Linked DNA regions of Mus musculus: all the other regions are linked to region 1. A link is a loop called in an ENCODE intact Hi-C map of the cell type or tissue named here. Cell type or tissue: heart. All regions are shown on one strand.

Region 1 (2,500 bases):
AAGCGAACAATTCAGGCTTTCTTAGGTCTCCAGGAGGCTTCTCCTGGAGCCACACACTGGAATCACCCAGGGAGACCTTAAAAACCAGAGATGCTCATCCTAGCCCTAATGATCTTGCTGGCTGAGGTTTTGACTAGATGGTCCCAAGGGGCAGCCAGGGTTTACAACCGGAAGCAAAGAAGGAAGGAGAAAGGAAGAAGAGTGAGGAAGGGAAGACAGGAAGAAGGAGGGGGCTAGGAAGGGAGAGAGGAAAGGGAGAATGAACGGTTCATCTTAATAAAGACAAAGATTCACACGAAGACCACCGTGTAGTCCTCCCGTCTGTATTCCCACCATCCCAGGCTCCAGTGTTTGACATTCCAGCCACACAGCTCTATGTTCCCTTCTTCAAGCTCATCCTACTCTCCCTGGACACAGAAGTTTTGACTTGCTAACTCCCTGGCTTTTTGCCATCATAGCTCTGGTCCCTCACCCTTCATATTTTCACTCTCACTTTCCCAGGATGCCTTTCAGGACGCTCTAGGGCATCCCCTGTATCCTCTGCAGCACCATCAACTGCACTGAACATTTGACTAGAACTTTTACTCTTAGTCGTTCTAGCTAGGGCTTCATGAACATAAAAGCTACATTTTAACTTATTATTTATATATAATATGTTAATATAATAACATGTAATAAGTTTATAAAATATACTTAAAATGGAACACGCACACACACACACACACACACACACTTAAAATAGAACACACACACACACACACACACACACACACACACACACACACACACACACACACACACACACACACACACATACACACACACTAGGTTTTCCTTCTAAAGTCCAAGCTAGCCTAGAACTAGCTATATAGACCAAACTGGCCTTGAACTTGTGATTCTCCTGAAGAGGGCCTAGCTTGTGGGATTGGCATCTGGTACATGAATGCACAGGTAAGTTTATTATTATTGTGCTGGGGGAATAAAACCTGGGATCTTGTGTATGCTGGGTAAGGAAGTGCTCTATCACTTAACTATAAGTCCAGCCTTAAGGTATCTTAAAGCTACATATAGAAATAGATATGTCGAATACATATAAAGCTAGATGAAGTTCCACTGAGCATTGGATACATTTGCAAGAATTTTCTTTACAGGTTTTGTATTTTAAAACTCAGTAGCAAAAAAATGGTGTGGAAAGATCAGCATGGGGAGTGACCACTAGAGGGCAGGAGAGGCAAAGAGATGCAGGCCAGCCTGGCAGCCCTGAGCATGGATGTCTTGCACATTCTCAGAGCAGGGATTTTGGGGCCATGGAGAAAACTCTGGAATCCAGAAGCCAAAGATGTCTCCTTTGTAATCCCTCGTGTCGTGTGCAGAGAGACAGCTTGTTGTCACCTTCCTTAACTGTGCTGAGCAGACACAGCCAGGATAGCAAGCATGAGCCATTTTAGGAACACTCAGGAATGTCAAGAAGACGCTCGTCCTAGAAGTTGCATAGACTGGCTCTCAAGAACAGGCAAAAACTGAGGATTCAGAGCTATCTATAGTCTGAAGCTGGGGGCCTACTTCCTTTCTCCCGTGTCAAATTGTGCTCAATGCCCCTCCCACCTCCCCCTCCCTTCCTCCCTTGGCACTGGGGATCAAACCCAGGGCCTTGTGCATGTCAGGCATATTCAGTTGCTGAGCTGCATTCCTCCCTGCTATTTTATTTTCCAGACACAGTCTTGCTATGTTATGTAGTCCAGGTTGGTCTGGAACTCTTGCATCAGCTTCAGGTTCCAAATTTGAGGATTGCAGGCAGAGTGCCCTTCTGTGATCAGCTCGGCATACGATGACTGAAGCAATGGATCTGAGAGATCATGGACCAAACTCTCTGGAACTGGCAACTGACAATAAGCCAAAGTAAGTCCTCCTCTTCCTCCTCCTCCTCTTCCTCCTCTCCTCCTCTTCCCTTCCTCCTCTTCCCTTCCTCCTCCTCCTCCTCTCCCTCCTCCTCCTCCTCTCCCTCCTCTTCCTCCTCTTCCTCCTCCTCCTCCCCACCTCCTGTCAACTTGGCACAAGCTGGAGTTATCACAGAGAAAGGAGCCTCTCTTGAGGAAATGCCTCCTTGAGATCCAGCTGTAAGGCATTTTCTCAATTAGTGATCAAGCGGGGAGGGCCCATTGTGGGTGGTGCCATCACTGCACTGGTAGTCTTGGGTTCTATAAGAAAGCAAGCTGATGAAAGGACCCAGATATAGCTCTCTCTTGTGAGACTATGCCGGGGCCTAGCAAACACAGAAGTGGATGCTCACAGTCAGCTATTGGATGGATCACAGGGCCCCCAGTGGAGGAGCTAGAGAAAGTACCCAAGGAGCTAAAGGGGTCTGCAACCCTATAGGTAGAACAACAATATAAACTAACCAGTACCCCCCAGAGCCCGTGTCTCTAGCTGCATATGTATCAGAAGATGGCCTAGTCGGCCATCATTGGAAAGAGAGGCCCATTGGTCTTGCAAACTTTAG
Region 2 (2,500 bases), 230 kb before region 1:
GGTTTCTCTGTGTAGCCCTGGCTGTCCTGGAACTCACTCTGTAGACCAGTCTGGCCTTGAACTCAGAAATCCACCTGCCTCTGCCTCTCAAGTGCTGGGATTAAACGTGTGCGCCACCATCACCTGGCAGTTTGTCTGTTTTTATAACAGCGAGCTGGCAATAACTCGTCTACTCCCTCCCACCCCATGATACCATTCTCCCTGAAACGTTCTCCAAATGATGCAGGTGACATCACCTGTAGGCCTGTTTATTTCTTTGATGGTAATTTAGAACAAGTATAGGATAAAAGATACATTCCTAATGTTTAATAGCTAGCGTGTGTGTGTCCTGTATGTGTCCATGTTTCCTGATATTCAGTAGTCAAAGGGTAGAAACTGAGTGGACTACACTACAGAAAACAAAATAGACTAAGAATTTTACTATTTGATTTCATGACACTATTAATTTTTAAGGAGTCAGAAAACTAATCTAATACAAAGTAATACTATCTCTGTCTGATCACTATCATTTCCTAAATTAATTAGCAATTAATTTAGATCTTAACTGTTAAGTTTCCTGGTAATAATTAAGTTCTATGCCAAAAGTTCTTTAATAATTTGGCTGTCATATAAAAACAAGCTGACAAATGTGCTCCTGGAGCCGACAAAGACCCCTTCATGTGACCAGCAACAGCTGTGAGAGAGAAGGCACATACAAAGAGTTTCCCGAGGAGATAAAGGATGATGAGTGGCTCAGCTCTGTGGTTCGCAGTTGTCTTCAGAAGGGCTTAGCCCATGGGGAGAAAGAACTCGGGGGATGCGACACTGATAATCTGTTAGCACCTTAAGCAGGTACTTCATTGTATCTCCGCTATGAAACAAACCAAAACTGAAAATGTTTCGACTGAGTAGAGAAATAGAATGATTTTTCTGCACTTTTCAAAAGTTGAAAAAAAGATAAAGAAACTTAGCTAAAGAAAATATTTATTTATTTATATTTTTTAAAGATTTATTTATTTTATGTATATGAGTACACTGTAGCTGTCTTCAGACACACCAGAAGAGGACACTGGATCCCATTACAGATAGCTGTAAGCTACCATGTGGTTGCTGGGAATTGAATCCAGGACCTTTAGAAGAGCAGTCAGTGCTCTTAACTGTTGAGACATCTCTCCAGCCCAAAATACTTATTTTTTGATGGAGTTTCTAACTCAAAAGGAGGAGAAATGGGATCAAACAATGTCCCTTGTCCACCACCAGGTGGCGCTTTAAGCCTGGCTCTTTGTGATGAAAAGCTTTGCCCATGCTCCTGCTTGTGAAAGCATCAGTCAGTATACATACAGTTGGTAGTTCAAACCGAGTGCCACAGGAACATGAGGTGTTTGTAAACTGTTAGCAAAAGGGATACAAGACAGACTCACATGTGTTGCTGGGTTTTTCTGGTTCTTTATTGTGTTTTGTTTGGTTTTTGAAGGCTGTGCTATGCTATGGAGGCAAGGCTGATTAGAATTCACTATGCAGATCAGGCAGACAGGAAACTTTTGTTCACTCTGGTTCAGCCTCCCAAGTGATTGATTTCTGCCTTGAAAATGATGTGGTATTTCCTGCCTAAGGCCCTTTAAGACTTCCTAGGTTAAATCTTCCATTCAAAATATGCTTAGTACCAATAACTGCAATGAATTTAAACGGATGCCCTTGACTTTGTAAAGAGGCACCTGCAGGAATTCCTGACCAATAGCATGATGCAGTATTGGATATGTGGCCCTATGTGGCCCAGCACAGACTTGGAGACACAGAAAGACAGGCTTAGTCCATAGAGCTGAGGAAAGGAGGGGTTAGCAGAGAAAGGAGAAAAAGAAAATGTTCTAATCATAGTAACCAATCGTGGCAAGTATAAAAAGGTAAAATTAAAGTAAGAGGTACAGACTTGAGATAGAGATCTGAAAACATTAGAATAGATATAAAACGTTAAGCCACCAAGATGACAACCCCAAATAATGAAAGCTAAGTGGTAAGTGATGTGTGATAGTTGTTCTCAAACATCGCATTGGTGACTCTAGAATGACCTGAGGAGTCATTTGGGTTAGGGGTTATTTGGATTAGCGTAACAGAGGGGAAAAGCTACTCACTCTGCGGGGCACCATTCCCTATGCCTGGACCCTAAGCTCTAGAGAAGAAATAGAGTTGAGCACAGGAGTTTACTACTCTCTGCTTCCTGGCTGAGAAAGTAACATGGCCAGCGGCTTCAAGTTCCTGACATAAAAGAAGTGAGTCTATGACATCAAAAGGAGTATTAATATGGTGGAAGAGACACTGTGTTCAAACGTGATGCATTTTGTGTACAAATTTGTGTTTAAGGTGGAGGAGATGTAAACTTAATAAAATCCAAAGAGATGTATTTATTTTTAAAAAAGAAAAAGAATAATCAACAGAACATTGACTAGGATACCAAAAGTAGGTCAGTAGGTCAGTCATAGCCAGAGGAAAAGAGGCAATTAGTCAGCAAGTATTTATTGAGTAC
Region 3 (2,500 bases), 160 kb before region 1:
ACCTGGAAGTTAGGACAGAGCACAGCTCAGCTACTTGCAAATACAGGTTAAGGGGAGACAGATCGGTTGATACTCCTAATGCATAGAAATGTGGTTATTTCAGATTTTGTCCTGTGATTATTATTTACACTTAGGATGAAAGTCTTTTCTTTCATCTTTCTTCCAAAACTCAAAATTAATAAATTAAAAAAATAGCTATTGTAACTTAGAATCACTTCTCCTTAGAAAAAGAAAAACCCTGTTTTAAGACAAGAAAGAGAACACAAAATTATTTTAATGCAGCAGCATAGCTAGCTAGTTAGTAAACAGGCATTCTCTTATCTAAAATCAAAGAAAGTTTTAGTTTTCTCATGAAAGAGTTAAATGTGGATTTTTGTCTTTATTATAATTTTACTCAAGCTATTTTAGAAAGAAGCAAGCTTTTCAGTTTTATATTACAATTATTAATATTTTAGCAGTCTCACAGGAAACAGACCAAGAGCATTTTAAAAGAATTTCCTCTCCAAACACACATTCGTCCATATAGGCTTAGATCAGTTTTGCTAGGTTCTTACCCGTAAACATGACTGTGACTACAGCAGAGAAAAAACCCAGGAATTTCCAAGCACATTTTCATGCCGATTCCAGTGTGTTCTACTGGGTGTCTTTTCTATACCTGCCTCATCAAGATGTCAGAGCAGTGTCACAGCACTGGGGACAGAAGGACACGGTCTCTAAAATGCCACCTTAAGGCCTACAGACGACAACAAATAGCCCAGGCTGAGAAAACAGCACCCAGCTCAAGATGGCGATGCAGTGCGACTCCTGCCGCCGCTGCAGCAGCCAGTAACGAGGAGGGTTATTCAATCCCATTAGCCTTTTAGCCCAAAGAACCCCTCCTCCTCCCACTCATTCAGGCTTCACTTACCCTTCCTCTTGGCCTCTTCACTGAAGACATTTTTGGCGTCAGACAAAGGCTTGCCCTCTGCTTTTTCACCACCCCAGGCAGTGCTCAAGGAAAAAGCATTGAAAGAAGACTCCTAAATGGCCTATTTAGCAAGCTGCAACCGAGAGATGCACAGCCGTCCACAAATACACATTTTGATTTATCAACACATTCCTGCCTTGGCAAGTTTACGTCTGCTGTTCATCCTCTTTAGCTAGGATAAAGGCTGCAAGCCCTCCTACGAGCTCTTGCCTCAATAGCTGTAAGCAGATTCCAACAAAGCACAGAAAGAAATGAATGCACAAAGCATCAAAACGCATCAGCATGAATATTAGAGATGTCGTTAAAAATACTGACTCCTTCTGCGGAAGTAGGCCAGCAGATGGTGCTACCAGTTATTATTCCATTAGACTCTGCAGTTTAACCCCCAATGGACTGTTCTTCCCTCTGAAAGGCGTTAACTCTCAATCTGCCGCTCCCTACAGTAACGCATTAAAAATACCCATGAAAGTATGGTTTTTTTTTCTTTTCTTTCTTTTTAAAACATCTGGGAACTAAGACAGTGGAGAAATGGCCTTATGTGGCTGAATATTTTTTTTTAATCCAATGCAGTTTTTAGCAGAGAAAAATACTTTTCTTCACAAAATTATAATAAAACATTTAAACTACAAAAAGTAGCTGCCAATAAACAAAGGGTTAAAGAGCAGGTCATGCAAATGACCACTTCACAAGTGACTAGTTCACAATTAAGTCTCTTTTCACAGCAATAACCAAACAACTGTTACTTTTTAAATTGAGAAATAAAACTCTTTTTATTATCTCCATGAACCTATTGATTCTCCAGCAAAAATCTCAATCTCTTTGGCCTTTCCCCTTCATATTCTGTTTTAAACCTATGACAGATGAAATTTAAATTTAATGTCTTGTTAAAATAAATAAATTGACTTGAATTTGTTTTGGTTTTGTTCCCTTGTCTGAGACAGAGTCAACTTCTGCTGTCCTGGAACCCACAGAAATTCACCTGCCTCTGCCTTACCGTGCCTGAGGTTAGAGGCATATGCCACCACACCTGACTCTTGAATTTGATCATTGATAAAAGTTTTATATAGGTGTGTGTGTGAGAGAGAGAGACTATCTTAGTAAGCAATATCTGTCTTTAAATAGTTAAAACTTCACTACTTCATAACCCAAATTTATTTTTCTGTTGTTGTTTTACTTTTTTTTTTCAAGAAAGGTTTTCTTTGTATAGCTCTGGCTGTTTTGAAACTTGCTCTGTAGCCAGAACTCAGAGATCTACCTGCTTCTGTTTCCCAAGTGCTGGAATCAAAGATGTGTGCCACCACTGCCAGGCTTTATCTTTGCATTAATGCCCCCTTTACAGCTGTTCCTTAAAAGTCATCTGATATTGGTGTGAAAGCAGTGTTTTATCATAGTTCCTGTTGGGAAAACTAAAGGTTACAAGAGAAATGAAACTCTCCAAACTGCCCTGGAAGAACCAATCTGGACAGCATTGAGAGCAGAGTCAAGGCAGAGGAACCCCAGTCTCACTTAGTAATTAGTTAGTGCCAGGCAGTG

What was found. Hi-C counts contacts between places; a loop is a spot of excess contacts. Peaks named below come from ENCODE experiments on the same cell type or tissue, not always from the same donor. Only the 100,000 strongest peaks of a DNase experiment are listed, where the experiment ranks them.
Region 2: it touches region 1 in a loop (7-fold over the local background); 9 of 42 quality-filtered maps call a loop at or near these places.
Region 3: it touches region 1 in a loop (5-fold over the local background); 2 of 42 quality-filtered maps call a loop at or near these places.

What each region holds. Positions count from the first base shown.
Region 1 is chr8:90,792,678-90,795,177 of GRCm38, reverse strand. No RefSeq gene overlaps it. Among named protein-coding and RNA genes, the nearest start is that of Gm19935, 23 kb to the left of the region's middle. In heart, a CTCF peak has its summit at 1,205 (motif pointing right); a DNase peak (open chromatin) is centred at 1,267; H3K27ac peaks cover 215 bases.
Region 2 is chr8:91,018,722-91,021,221 of GRCm38, reverse strand. The region is part of intron 25 of Chd9 (chromodomain helicase DNA binding protein 9); the gene reads right to left. Among named protein-coding and RNA genes, the nearest start is that of Gm39221, 39 kb to the left of the region's middle. In heart, a CTCF peak has its summit at 1,232 (motif pointing right); no DNase peak of the experiment used is centred here.
Region 3 is chr8:90,953,737-90,956,236 of GRCm38, reverse strand. All of the region lies in intron 3 of Chd9 (chromodomain helicase DNA binding protein 9), which reads right to left. Among named protein-coding and RNA genes, the nearest start is that of Gm39221, 100 kb to the left of the region's middle. In heart, a CTCF peak has its summit at 1,307 (motif pointing right); a DNase peak (open chromatin) is centred at 806; H3K4me3 peaks cover 1,517 bases; H3K27ac peaks cover 1,656 bases.